Regions from separate parts of the Homo sapiens genome. Here all the other regions are linked to region 1. A link is an interaction called in ENCODE POLR2A ChIA-PET data of the cell type or tissue named here. Cell type or tissue: PC-9. All regions are shown on one strand.

Evidence for each region. ChIA-PET counts read pairs that join two places held together with the same protein. Peaks named below come from ENCODE experiments on the same cell type or tissue, not always from the same donor. Only the 100,000 strongest peaks of a DNase experiment are listed, where the experiment ranks them.
Region 2: POLR2A ChIA-PET joins it to region 1 with 6 read pairs; 1 of 35 experiments calls an interaction of 5 or more read pairs at or near these places.
Region 3: POLR2A ChIA-PET joins it to region 1 with 10 read pairs; 1 of 35 experiments calls an interaction of 5 or more read pairs at or near these places.

Annotation. Positions count from the first base shown.
Region 1 is chr20:1,755,002-1,760,001 of GRCh38, forward strand. It overlaps the pseudogene CKAP2LP1. Among named protein-coding and RNA genes, the nearest start is that of SIRPG, 100 kb to the left of the region's middle. In PC-9, no CTCF peak of the experiment used is centred here; a DNase peak (open chromatin) is centred at 2,180; H3K4me3 peaks cover 376 bases; H3K27ac peaks cover 4,202 bases.
Region 2 is chr20:1,484,890-1,489,889 of GRCh38, forward strand. All of the region lies in intron 1 of SIRPB2 (signal regulatory protein beta 2), which reads right to left. Among named protein-coding and RNA genes, the nearest start is that of SIRPB2, 4.0 kb to the right of the region's middle. In PC-9, no CTCF peak of the experiment used is centred here; no DNase peak of the experiment used is centred here; H3K4me3 peaks cover 885 bases; H3K27ac peaks cover 2,398 bases.
Region 3 is chr20:1,298,674-1,303,673 of GRCh38, forward strand. It overlaps SNPH (syntaphilin), which reads left to right. Exons shown (of 7, transcript NM_001318234.2): 6 at 1,889-2,038. Among named protein-coding and RNA genes, the nearest start is that of SDCBP2-AS1, 24 kb to the right of the region's middle. In PC-9, a CTCF peak has its summit at 1,068; a DNase peak (open chromatin) is centred at 2,498; H3K27ac peaks cover 280 bases.

The sequences.
Region 1 (5,000 bases):
TACGGTTATCAGAGGCTGGGAAGGGTAGGAGGGTAGGGAAGATACGGAGAAGTTGGTGAATGGTTACAAATTTCAGCTAGATATGAAAAATGAGTTCTGATGTTCCACAGCACTGTAGGGTGCATATGGTAAACTATAAGTTACTGCATTTTTCAAAAAGCTAGAAGAAAGAATTTTGAATGTTCCCAAAACAAAGAAATGATAAATGTTTGAAGTGCTGGATATCCTAATTACCCTGATTTGATCATTATACTTCATATGCCTGTTTCAAAATATCACTCTGTGCACCTTAAATACGTATAATTATTATGTGTCAACTAAAATTTTTTTTTAAAAAGGACATCTACAAAAACAAAATGCTACAGCTAACATGCTTAATGATGAAAGATTGAAGCCTTTCTCCCTAGATAGGGGTAGAAACAAGAATGTTTTCTCTCATCACTCTTTTTTTAAAAGCAGGAATAAACAAAATATTAATGATTGTTTAAAGGATAACACTTAAATATTTACAAAGTAAAAATTTAAAATATCTTGACCAGGGTTTTCTATGTATTATGTTACCATCATGACTCTGATTTTACCTTTCCTAGAGCAGTTTCTCAGAAAGAAAGTAAAAGAACTAATAACAGTCTCTGGGGCTTGCATTGCCTGCTCAGGCCTGTTGTCCCCTGGCAGATCAAAGCACTGAAATGAAGAAGCAGTGTCCTCACCCCTCTCTCTCCTCCTCGCCCCTCTCTCTTGCCCCTTTTGTTTTTACTTTGAGTATTTCTGAATAATAAATGCAAAATTAGGGTTGAATATAAACCAAAAGAGCCAGATGACCACCCCAATTCAAGATTGCATTTCATTCCAGGAGACCTGGCACAGAAAGGATTCCCCTTCATCTACAGGGTTACTGCAACAGAAATCAAAGATCATACATGAATATCATTTGTAGGCTCTGAGCAAAGACAAACCTAGTATAAATTCATCTGCAAGTGAGGAGATTTGAACCAGGTGGTCTGTTATGTCCCATCTAGCCTGGCAAGCCAGCGTGAAAGCTCAGATCTTCCACCGTGAAAGGACTTGCCCTCCCCGCTAAGGTGGACGCAGAAAGGAAAGACCATCATACTGTGGCACCAACCTTCTAATATAAAAAAGAACTATGTTGGGGTTAAAGTACATCAATAAAGTACAAATTTTTACCATACTTACAGGACAAATTAATTCTTAATAGTTTGAAATATATGTATACCATAAAACTCTGTCAACCTACATACACCAAAGACTTTCCTGTGGGTATAGAAAATCTGAGTAAGCCAAGCAAATTACTTGAAATCCTGAGAGGCCATACATAATCTTCTGCATCCATTATGCCTCTCTATTATACGTTATTTTCTAGGTCACTTGAACAAGAGCATTTCTTACCTCAGAGGGTCTAAAACACCTTTTTTTTTTTTTTTTGAGACGGAGTCTCACTGTGTTGCCCAGGCTGGAGTGCAGTGGCACCATCTCGGCTCACTGTAAGCTCCGCCTCCCGAGTTCACACCATTCTCCTGCCTCAGCCTCCCGAGTAGCTGGGACTACAGGTGCCCGCCACCATGCCCAGCTAATTTTTTTTGTATTTTTAGTAGAGATGGGGTTTTACTGTGTTAGCCAGGATGGTATCGATCTCCTGACCTCGTGATCCGCCTGCCTCGGCCTCCCAAAGTGCTGGGATTACAGGTGTAAGTCACCATGCCCAGCCCTCTAAAACACCTTTTTTAAAAAACTTATGATTCAAGGATTTGAAATCCTAACGTTACAGGCAAAATCTCATTTTTATAAAATATAAAATGCTGTGTTTCTTTCACACCTAATAGCTTGTCAAGAGAAGTCACTACTAAATTGCATTCCTGCAGCCTTTCCAGGTAGTGGGATACTGCTTGTTTGATCTCCACTGAACCCCGTACAGGAGTGATAAGTTTCACGTCTTGCAATTCTGCCACTCCATTTATTCCAGGGCTGGAGCGATCTGCAATTTGATATCAGGATGATTATCCTGTTATGCCTTCATTATTTGGGGTGTTGCTGTACCTGTTCCTTTTTGTTTGTTTGTTTGGTTTTTTTTTTTTGAGAAGAACAAGACTTTCCAGATTCCATCCTCTTGGCCAGCTCTTCTGCTGATGTCATGTCAGTTTTAGCAACTAAAAAGTCAGAGGTGATTCCTTCCATGGTTTTGTTTGGGTCTTGCAAAATGTTAAGAACAACTTCCTGTAACACTTGTGTTGGTATTGCCTCATTTTTAATGGCCTTTTCATATAGCCCAGTAGCATCATAGGTGCCTTTCTTGGCTAACAACTTTGCTTTGTAGAACCAGAATTTAGCAGTTCTTCAGCCTCAGGAATACTAGACAATATGGCAAATATTTCCTTAAAAACCACACCCCTTTCAATGAGCTGCAGACATTCTGTCAGAGTGTTGTTAGTTTTATGGAGCAGTTGAAGCTGTGCTTTCTTTTCTTCCTCTTTTTTTTCAACGGTCTTCCAGAATATTTATTTTCTCTATTATTTTTCTTTCTGTTTTACGTGTCATAGGAGGCCACTTATAGATTTTCCCCTTAGATTTCTGTCATTCTTCCAGTTGTTTCCTTTGATCCTCTGCTATTGTCTTCTTTTCGGTATTTGGATTCATTTGGGTCCCTTTTGACACTCCTTTTCCTTCATGATTGTGTTACCAGCTTGAGTTTTGGGAGCTCTCTTGTTTAGAAAACAGAAGAGCCTTTTTCAGCTTGGAGACCAATGCCTGTGCTCTATGTTGTAAGCTGTTGTGGCATTTGTCCCCATTAGTTCCATTTGCTCTTACGCCGTGGGTGCTGGGAATGACTGAATTTAAGCTGCCAACTGTCAAACTAGCCTCTGGCTTATAGCTTTTGATTTTTGCAGTGCACACGACCAAGGCCCAAAACAAGGTTGAATGGACTGCTGATCTTGCTTAATGTTTAAATGTCTGTTACTATATCCTCCCTGAAACAAACTGGAGTATGTCCTGGTTTTGGTATGTTTTACTTCCTATTCACTAACTTATACATGCTCTTTAATAATTAACCCTATTAACCTTTGTACCCTCCACCATTAATTTTTTATTTTTGATGCTTGAGTCCTACTAAGGGTCTGAACAAAGAGAGAGGGAACTGTCTTGGGGGCTTTTCTCCCAGTCTTGGAAGATCTTCTTGAGAGAGTTGCTATGACTTTACTGATAGAAGCTTGACTTGTGTTTCTCCAACAAATTGTTTATGAACTCTGTCTTTCAGGGCAGCACTAGTCACTGAATATCTGCCCAAGGCTTGTTGAGGAACCAAATTGCTCTTGGTTCAATTATGAGAGTTATTCTTTAACTTCTTTATAGTACATAATTGAGAGTCTGGCTTCCTCTCAGGGTCTGACAAGGTTTGAGGCAAATTCTCTTCATTAATCTCTTTTAGAAAGCTAACCAAAGATTAATTTTCAATGCGGGCATTTCCTATGGAGTCTGTACACTTAACATTCCTTGATATGTTAACTGCTGCTTTGTAGTCTTCAAATCCTGTGCATTAAGTGACCCCATGGGTTTTCTTGACAGCTTTTCCATGGTGAATGATCCAGCTTTGTGCTGCTGTAAGCTACTGCTGGAGGCTTACAGTTTGGTTAGAAGGAACATATTCAGCCTTTTGCCCAGTTTTAGTGGCTTCAACTTTGGCTTCTGGGACCTTGTAATATTGGCTTGTCTGGCCTGGAGTTTAATGCTGATGGGCCTTATGCTTTAACAGGCAAAACAGCATGATTGATAACATTCTCTTGGATAGATTTGGGCAATTATTTTTGGCTTTTAGATAAAGCTCAGTGTTTGGCACTTGAAGTTCCTTTCGACTTCTAGGTACTCCTGGAGCTTTCTCTGTTGTTCGGTGGCAGCAGTGGTGGTGACAGGCCCTGGCCTCACCATGACTTCTCAGTCACAGTGTTTCTTCCTCTCTCACCACTTTTATTGAGTATAGTACTGGAAGTCCTAGCCAGGGCAATAAGGCTAGAAAAGGAAATAAAAGGCATACATATCAGAAAGAAAGAAATAAAACTATCTCTATTTGTAGATGACATAATAGCCTTTGTAGGAAATTCTACAGAATCTACAGAAGAGACTCTTAGAACTGATAAGTGAGTTCAGAATGGTGACAGACTACGTGATCAACATGCAAAAAGTTAACTTTAATTCTTTTTTTTTAGACATAGTTTCACTCTGTCGCCCAGGCTGGAGTGCAGTGGCATGATCTTGGCTCACCACAACCTCCGACTCCAGAGTTCAAGTGATTCTCCAGCCTCAGCCTCCCAAGTAGCTGGGACTACAGGTGTCCGCCACCATGCCCAGCCAATTTTTGTATTTTTAGCAGAGACAGGATTTCACCATGTTGGCCAGGCTGGTCTCAATCTCCTGACCTCAGGTGATCCACCTGCCTCGGCCTCCCAACATGCTTGGATTACAGGCGTAAGTCACCATGCCTGGCCAAGTTACCTTTAATTCTATATACTAGCAATAAACCCATGAAAACCAAAATTTAAAATATAATACCATTTAATTTGCTCAAAAATGAAATAGCTATAAATTTAACAAAACATATATAAGACTTGTATGCTGAAAACTGCAAACACTGATGAAAGAAATCAAAGAAGATTCAAATAAAGAGGAATGTGTTAGTCAGCATTCTCCAGACAAACAGAACCAATAGGATACATATATCAATAGATGGATGAGATGGGATTTACTATGGGAATTGACTCACGTGATCATGGAGGCCGAGAAGTCCCGCGATATGCTGTCTGCAAGCTGGAGAACCAGAGAAGCTGGTGGAGTGGCTCGTTCTGCATTTGAAGGCCTGAGAACCAGGGGAGATGTTGGCGTATCTGTCAGTCAGAGGCTGAAGGCCTCAGACTCTACAGAGGTAGAGATTGGGACTGGGTAATCTCATAGCACTGGTGTAAGTCTTGGAGTCCAGTGGCCAGATAACCTGG
Region 2 (5,000 bases), 270 kb before region 1:
TGGAATACTATTTGGCTATAAAAACAAATGAAATTCTGTCATTCGTAGCAACATGAATGAAGATGGAGTTCATTATGTTAAGTGAAATAAGCCAGGCACAGAAAGACAAACATCACATGTTTTCACTCATACGTGGAAGCTAAAAAAATTGATCTCATGAAAGCAGAGGGTAGAATGATACCAGACGTGGGGAAAAGTGAGTGTAGGGAGAGGGGCATGAGAGAGATTTGTTAATGGGTACAAACATACAGTTAGATAGAAGGAATAAGATCCTGCCATTTGATATCAGAGTATGGTAACTGTAGTTAACAACAATGTATTGTAGATTTCAAAATAGCTTGAAGAGAGGACTTAAAATGTTCCTAACACAGATAAATGAAAAATACATGAGGTGATGGATATCCTAAATACTTTGACTCATTTATTACACATCCTATGCATGGAACAAAGTATTACATGAACCCCATAAATATGTACAAATGTTATGTATCGATTAAAAAAGAAAAATTGGAAAATATTTTGAACTGAAGGAAAATGAAAACATAATATAAAAATTTGCGGGATTCTGTTAAAGCAAGGGGAAGTTTGTAGTATTAAATGCCTATATTTGGAAAGAAGAAAGGACTCAAATAAATTACCCACTTTCCACCTTAAGAAACTAGAAAAAAAGGCCAATAAACTAAACTCAAAGTAGTGAAAGAAAGGAAATCATCAAGCTGGAAATGAAACTTAATACAGTAGAACACACACACACACACACACACCACACACACACACACACACAGAAAAAATCAATGAGAAGAAGAAAATCTTTGAGAAGATCACTAAAACTGATAAATCTCTAGTCAGATTGAACAGAGGGGACACACACAGAAAGAACCTAAATTATTAAAATAAGGAATAAGATTGGTGATACTACTACAGATTTTACTCTTATTAATAGAATAATAAAAGAATATTATGGAAAACTTCAAGTCATACATATTTGACAAATTAGGTAACATGAACAAATTCCTTGAAAAAGATACACTGCCAAAGCTTTCTCAAGAAGAAAAAGACAACCTGGTTAGCCCTATTATCTATTAAAAAGTTCAATCTGTTATTAAAAATCTTCCCAGAAATAAAGGTCCAATCCAAGAAAGTTTCATTTGTGAATTTTCCATATCTTTTTCTTTTCTTTTCTTTTCTTTTTTTTTTTTTTGAGACAGGGCCTCACTCTGTCACCCAGGCTGGAATATGGTGGCGTGATCTCAGCTCACTCCAACCTCTGCCTCCCAGGTTCAAGCGATTCTCCTGCCTCAGCCTCCTGAGTAGCTGAGATTACAGGCATGCACCACCATGCCCGGCTAATTTTTATATTTTTGGTAGAGGCAGGGTTTCGCCATGTTAGCCAGGCTGGTCTTGAACTCCTGGCCTCAAGTGATTCGCCTGCCTCAGCCTCCAAAACTGCTGGGATTGCAGGCATGAGTCACCATGCCCAGCCAAATTTTCCATATCTTTAAGAAAGAGATAATACCAATTTTATACAAATACTTTTAGAAAATTGAAAAAAGGAGCATACTTTTCTAATTATTCTATGAGTCCCAGTGTTATCTTGAAACCGAAGCCTTTTCCTTTCGAGAAAGGAAAATCAATATCTCTCATGAACATAGATAAAAAATTTTACACAAAATTTTAGTAAACCGAATTCAGCAATCAGCAATATTTAGAAAGTATAATACATTATAATCAAATTGAGCTTATCCCTGGAATATAAAGTTGGTTTAACATTCAAAAATCAATCAATGTAATTTACCATATTACTAAACTAACACACACACACACGCATATACATGCACTCATATAATCATCTCAACAGAATGCAGAAAAAGCAGTTTTCAAACTTGAACATGCATTCCTAATAATAACTCTCAGCAAACTGGGAAGACAAGGAAGGTTTTTCAAGTTGATAAGGGGCACCTGTGAAAACCCTACAACAACTCTATCAAGCTTAGTGGTGCAAAAATCAATGTTTTCCCTGCAGATCAGGAACTAGACAAAGATGCCTGTTTTTACTATTTCTATTCAATTTTGTAGGATAGGTACTAACTGTGAAAAAGGTAGTAGGAAATAAAAGACATCCAGATTTGAAAGAAAAAAGAAAACTGTCTTTATGTGCATATGACATAATTAAAATTTAAATGAAAATTTCTTAAAAAGGCTACTAGACCTAATAAATGAGCTTAGCAAGGTGGACGATAAAAGATCAATGTACAAAATTATATGTATTACTATACACTAGCAATAAACCACTTGAAATTGGAATTTTAAAATTTCCAGTCATCAATGTTATAAAAATAGAAAATATTTAGCCAAAAATGTAAAGGAACTGCAAACTGAAAATGTATAAGCCATTGCTAAGATAAAAAAAATCAAGCCTAAATAAATAGAGAGGTACACACTGTTCATATGTTGGAAGATTCAATATTGCTTAGATGTCAATTCTTCTCAAGTTGATATATAAACTCAATGCCATTCCCATTCAAATCCTAGCAGGCTTCACTTTAGCATTGATAAACTAAATCTAAAATTTATAGAATAGCCAAAACCATTTGAAAAAGAATAAAGTTAGAAAACTAATACCACCTGCTTTCAAGACTTAGATAATGTTACAGTAATCAAGACAATGTGGTATTGCACAAAGATAGATAAACATATCAGTGGAACTGAATAGAGAGTCTAGAAATAGTCCATGCAAATAGAGGCAACTGATTTTTTAAAAAGAGATGAGGTCTCGCTATGTTTTCCAGGCTGGAGTGCAGTGCTATTTTGGGTGTGATCGTCATAGCACACTGCAGCCTCAAACTGCTAGTCTCAAGCAATCCTCCTGAGTAGCTAGGAGTACAGGTGCATGCCATGGCTCCTAACTATAATTATTTGATATTTGACAAAGGTGCAAAGACAATTCAATGGAGAATGGGGAGTTTTTTCAACAATGGTGCAAGAACCATTGGAAATACATGTGCAAACAAATGAACTTTGGTTTATATCTCAAACTATATAAAAATTAACTCAAAATAGATCATATAACTAAACATAAAATGTTAAACGATACAACTTCTAGCTGCAAACATGGAAAAAAACTTTGTAACTTTGGGTTAGGCAAAGATTTCTTAGATGTAACACCAAAATCATGATCCATTAAAGACAAATTGATGAATTGGACTTCATAAAAATTAAGAACTCCTGCTGTTCGGAAAACACTTGTAAAAGAATAAAAAGACAAGTCACAGAGTAGGAGAAAAATCTTTGCAAAGCATATATCTGGCAAAATATTTGTATCCATAATATATAACGAACTCTCAAAACTCAATAATAAGAAACACACTTAAAAAATGAGAGTCGAATAGACACTTCACCAAAAAGGATGCATGATGTAAAAAATGTTCAGCATCATTACATATTAGGGAGTTAAAATCACAGTGAGAGGTTGGTAATCCTAGGACTTCGGGAGGCTGAGGCAGGCGGATCACTGGATCCCAGGAGTTCAAGACCAGCCTGGGCAATATGGTGAAATTTTGTCTCTACCAAAACAAAAAAACTAACCAACCAACCAGACAACCACAAAAATTAGCTGGGTGTAGTGATGTGCGCTTGTAGTCACAGTTATTTGGTAGGCTAAGGTGGGAGGATCGCTTGAGCCAGGGAGATGGAGGTTGCAGTGAGCTGAGATCAAGCCATTGCACTCCAGCCTGGGCAACAGAGTGAGACCCTGTCTCAAAAAAAAAAAATCACAGTAAGATATTACTATGTACCCATTAGAATGACTAAAATTAAAAAGATTGACCATAATAAGTGTTGGTGAGGAGGTGTAGGAACTGCCATCCTCCTACATTGCTGATGAGAATGTAAAATGGTACAACTCCTTTGAAAAACACTTTGGCAGTGTCTGAAAAAGTTAAACGTATGGCAACCATATGATCCATTTTATTCTCAGATATTTCCCTAAGAGAAATGAAAGTATATATCCACACAAAGACTTGTACATGAATATTCATAGATGCTTTATTTATAATAGCCCTAAACTGCAAACAACCCAAATGTCTGTCTACAGGTGAATGGGAAAGGGTTTATCCATACAATGGATAGACATGAGAAGAAATGAACTATTGACATATGCAACAACATGAATGAATCTCAAAATAATTATGCGGAGTAAAAGAAGCCAGCCAAAAAGGAGTATAACTGTGTGATCCTTATTATATACAATTCTAGAAAATGCAAACTATAGTGACAGAATACAGATCCGTGGTTGTTTTGGAGACAAGGAGGAGTGGCAAGGACGAATCACAAGGAAACTTTTGGGCGCTGGATATGTTCATGATGCTGATTTTGGTGATGATTTCACAAGTGTGAAATACACCCAGCACTCACAAAAAAAACTTATCAAATTGTGTACTTTACATATGTACGGTTTAATATATGTCACTTACACTTCAATAGAGCTGTTAAAAATAAATTATTTGTAAAGATGAAGCCTGCGTGTGTGAGGAGAAAGAAGCAATGGAGGAGAGGAAGAAGGAAGCACTCAGAAAGTCTTATCTCAGCTAGGGGTGAGTCTGGGGAAGTGAACACCAGGGAAGAAGCTGGAGCCTGGACTCAGTCCTGGTGCCCACACCCCTTCCCTCCCTCTCCCCTTCTGAGTCCCCTTCTGTGTTGTCACTTGGGCTTTAGGAGGTGTCCTAGGAGGTTTGCCTCTGCCTTGTCAGTGGAGCTGGACCTTCTCATCTATTTTCCATCTGCATCCTCTGCCTTTCATGGTTCCTGTATGGGGCTCCCTTTAAAAGCCTTATAGAAAATGTGTTAGCCCCAGTCTCCTCTACTGCAAAATAGGGGCACTCATATTTTTCTCGGGGCTGCTGTGAGTATTAAATAGAGAAGTGGTGAGGCTCAATCCTGGGCCAGCTACGTAATTTGTGAGGCCAAGTGCAAAACGGGAATGCAGGTCCCTTGTTCAAAAA
Region 3 (5,000 bases), 460 kb before region 1:
TTCCCCACAACAAGGGTTGCTGCCCCTGGGTGAGCAGTGGGGCCACAGTTAGGTCCCCTCTGCAAATAGCCAGGCTTTCCAAGGCAGGAACAGCTGAGAAACATGCGTCACAGCGTATTTTTTTTCTAATTTGTGTGTGTGTGTGTGTGTGTGTGTGTGTGTGTGTGTGTGTATACATATTTTTTTTTTTACAAAGAGCTAGTGACTAAAAATGTACACGTGTTAAATTTTATATCGGGGAAAATATTCATGAAAGCAAAATGAAAAGAATGTAAAATAGTTACTTCCTCTCTAATCCTCAATCCTTACTAGTTTAGCTAACCTTGGGTCCCCCACTCCTACCACCCCTTGCCAAGGGGTGACTCCTCCGCCCCTTGCCAAGCAGAGAGGAGACCTGCGTGACTTGGCTTGAGTTGACCTAGGGGCCATGACGTGAGTACATAGAAGAAAACCACTTCTCATTCCACTTCTATCACCACTTTCTCTTTGACAGTTTACGACTTACAAGTACTTTTTCCTCGGTAAACACCATACAGCTTCCATGGAACTTTTAAAATTGCCTCCAGCTCGGCTGCTTCAGCAAATGGGCCTCACCAGGGCCTGCCTTTTCCAGGCTCATAAAGGGACATTGCCCCTCCCTAGACCTGCCAGTCACTCTCCCCTCAAGGAGCAGAGTTGGATGGCAACAAGGCCTGAGTCTCTAGTCGCGAGATACATGCCCAGGTTTTAAGCCAAGATCCAAGGTTTCTGTTTGAGCAAAACAACCAGCAGCCAGGACACTGAGAATAGAGCTGGCTGGGCCATAGTCTGTTGTGGAATTGGGGCATTCTCCTTCCCCGTGAAAGCCTGGCCCTCCCTCCTCCACTGGCACCTGACTGCCCTCTGGGTGGAAATTCCTTCTCCTTTGCCCTGGTAGGGCACCATGTCAGTGCCGCCCTGTGCTGGGAGCAGTGCACTTCCAGCCTGCTGCCACCCCAGAGTACTGCAGTGGACAGGTCCCTGCCCAGAGCCGGCAGGTGTTCACGTGTGTGCTCCCATGTGCCCCCGGAGGTGAAAGTGTGAACATGTGCCTGGGCTGGTGCCCTAGTATGTGTGAGTACCTGCGAGGCACAAGTGTGTCTCCATGTATGTGGGCATGCAGGTGTGAATGGACTGGGAATTGACATCCCAGGAAGTGTGCGTGCATGTAGTGCTCACCCACGTGTACGCAGTGGGGGTGAGGAGTGAGAGTGCCAGGGCGTATATGGAGACAGCTGTGCCTGCGCGTGTCTGCCCTCCCTGTCCCCAGGCTGTGAGGGGTCTCAGCTCTAGAGAGGAGAGCTTCTGCCTCCACCTGGGAGATGTATCCTGCTGTGTGGGGGTGAGTCCTTGTCTGCCATGCAGACCCAGCATCTGCCACTTACACCTCAGTTTCCAGCCTTCAAACTCATTCTCCAGGTTGGAAGACGAGGTACCTGGGTTCTGGGGCACACTACCGGGATTGTCTGAGGGGCTCGGGGCAAGAGCTAACCTCTCTGAGGCCAGCGGCCCCTCTAAAAGATGAAGACAGTCCCTACTTCAGGGCTGCTATAAGGATTGATGGCGTTGGTCAAGTGCTTGGCCTGGTTCCAGGTTTACACATATGCTCTGGGATATATCTCCCCACCCAGCCCTAACTAGAGGAGCCCTGAAGCCCGCTTCCTGACATGATGGTCTTCACTTAGAGGAACTCTACTAAAACCCACCTTCCAGAAGGCTGGGGGTTCTCCTGCCTTGTGTGGGAGGCCTGGCTTGGAGCATCTGGTGGCCAGGGATGGTGAGGCTGGTGTCCCCTTGCTCCCCAGAGGTAAAGCACCTGTGCCTTGCCTGACCTCTTCCTCCCTCCCTGATGATGGGCGTCCCCTTGCAGGCGCTCCATGAAATACACGCTGTGCAGTGACAACCATGGCATCAAGCCCCCGACCCCGGAGCAGTACCTGACCCCCCTGCAGCAGAAGGAGGTGTGCATCCGGCACCTGAAAGCCCGGCTGAAGGACACACAGGACCGGCTCCAGGACCGGTGAGCGGGTGGCCACGAGCAGCCCTGGGGGTACCCCACCAGCTCCACACTCAGGGAAACCAGGGCTCTGGGGTGCCTCTTGGAGGGAGGAGTGGCTGGGGGTCTCCCAGCATCCGTCTGCTCTCTCCTTCCCAGCAAAGCCTCATTTGAGCCCACTTGCAGACCCTCATCCCCAGCAGCTACTCACCTTGACTGCTCCACGAGGCTGTTGGGGGCCAGGCGGGAGCAGTTTCCCATGAGGGCCTGTCCTGTGGGGCCTCCTGCCTGTGCTGTCCTTTCCCAGCTTCAGCCTGGCAGCTCCTTTGGCTGCTTCTTTTCCTCTGGCTCCCATCTTCCAGGAGTTGGAGCACAGGGCTTCTTTCTGACTTACTTGCCTCTTTTGGGGGAGAAACAACTCTTTATCCTTCCTCGCTTCCTCCTGAGTGAGTCACCAGAGGGCTTGTGGCCAACCTCGACTTCAGGCCCCAGAAGCCATCTACTTCCTGCTGTGGAGGATGATGATGAGAAGCCTTTTGCTGAGCTCCTCCCCAGCCCAGGTGTCTCCCAGGAGCCCCCGCAGGCCGTCTGAGCTCATTCTCAAGTGCTTAATCCCAACCCTCCCAGCTTCTACCCTCCAAGCCCAGTGGCTTCATCTTTGTGATCTACACTTCAGGGCGTCGATCTCCCATTGTCTTAACTATCCTTCTCGGGACTGTGTCTATGCAAACATGCAGCCTATTGTGAGCTGGCCAAGGTGCTGTGTGGGGCTGGAGCTCAGAGCAGGCACGATGATCGCTCCTTTTTTCTTTTCTTTCTTTTTTTTTTTTAATACAGCAGCTTTATTGCAATGTAACTTACATACCATATAATTCACCTATCAAAAGTGTACAATTAGATGATTGTTAGTTTAGTCACAGAATTTTGCAACCATTACCACTATCTAATTTCATAAATATTTCTATCACCTCAAAATAAACCCCATTCCCATTAGCAATCACCGCCAATTTCTAATTTCATCAATATTTCTATCACCTCAAAATAAACCCCATTCCCATTAGCAATCACCGCCAATTTCTAATTTCATCAATATTTCTATCACCTCAAAATAAACCCCATTCCCATTAGCAATCACCGCCAATTTCTAATTTCATCAATATTTCTATCACCTCAAAATAAACCCCATTCCCATTAGCAATCACCGCCAATTTCTAATTTCATCAATATTTCTATCACCTCAAAATAAACCCCATTCCCATTAGCAATCACCGCCAATTTCTAATTTCATCAATATTTCTATCACCTCAAAATAAACCCCATTCCCATTAGCAATCACCGCCAATTTCTAATTTCATCAATATTTCTATCACCTCAAAATAAACCCCATTCCCATTAGCAATCACCGCCAATTTCTAATTTCATCAATATTTCTATCACCTCAAAATAAACCCCATTCCCATTAGCAATCACCGCCAGTTTCTAATTTCATCAATATTTCTATCACCTCAAAATAAACCCCATTCCCATTAGCAATCACCGCCAGTTTCTAATTTCATCAATATTTCTATCACCTCAAAATAAACCCCATTCCCATTAGCAATCACCGCCAATTTCTAATTTCATCAATATTTCTATCACCTCAAAATAAACCCCATTCCCATTAGCAATCACCGCCAGTTTCTAATTTCATCAATATTTCTATCACCTCAAAATAAACCCCATTCCCATTAGCAATCACCGCCAATTTCTAATTTCATCAATATTTCTATCACCTCAAAATAAACCCCATTCCCATTAGCAATCACCGCCAATTTCTAATTTCATCAATATTTCTATCACCTCAAAATAAACCCCATTCCCATTAGCAATCACCGCCAATTTCTAATTTCATCAATATTTCTATCACCTCAAAATAAACCCCATTCCCATTAGCAATCACCGCCAGTTTCTCTCCAACCACCATAGTCCCTGGCAACCACTGATTTTTCTGTCTCTATGGATTTGTCTATTCTGGACATTTCATATAAATGGGATCACGCTGTATGCATGACCACATCGTTCTTGACCACAGCTCTGCCAAGCAGCCAATCCGGTTTGGATTTGTTGTGGTTTTAAACTACAGGCGGTTACGGGTAGCATTCAGCGAGCTTCATTGTCGGCAGAGGGAGGATTTCTATTTTTATTTTCCCTCATCTTCCCAATGATGCCCAGGATCTGCGTGGCCTTTTGCACTAATGCCTCAGGGAGCAGATGGCCCATCTCCCAGCTTCATTTCTAGGGCCAGCCCCATGGCTTAGAGCAGACCATCTGCCCTGTGTGGTTTGGGCAGGATGCCCTGGTGTAGGTGTGCTAACACCTTGACTCCCTGGTCACTGTCTGCCTGTTACTCCCACAGGAACCCATTGCAGGTCTTTACATGAAATACTGTCACTCTCCCCACACTCTCTCCATATGGAGTTTCATGCCTGTGCTTCCTGCAGTGGCCCACCTTCTGTTCCTCAAAGACACCATGGCTTTTGCACCTCTGTGCTTTCGTATCTGTGTCCCCACTACTTGAGATGCCCTGCCTTCTATCTTGCTCCCTGGGCAGACTTACCCTTCAAGACGCACTTCAGATGTGATGCCCACTGAGGCGTGGACAGGGCTCGAAGCCATGGCTCCCTGGGGTTTGGCTGGGCCCCAAGGAGAGAGAGGCAGAGACTGGCTGAGCAGATCATGCCCAGTTCCTTCTTTCAAACTCACTCTTTCTCCCAGGGTGAGGTGTGAGTGAGGAGCAGGGTGAGAGGCCAAAAGGGTTACCTAGAGTGGGCCCCCCACCTGGAGGCAGGAAGGGTGAAGGCCAAGTATCTCCTGCCCCTCAGTACCTGTTGCCTTGTCTGTTATTGGCACTCTAAGCAGCTCCAGCTGTGTCCTGATGGGTGGATGGGCCCCTTCTAGGTGACACCATTGCTGACCTTTATGGCCACTGCATCCCCTCAGCCCCCAG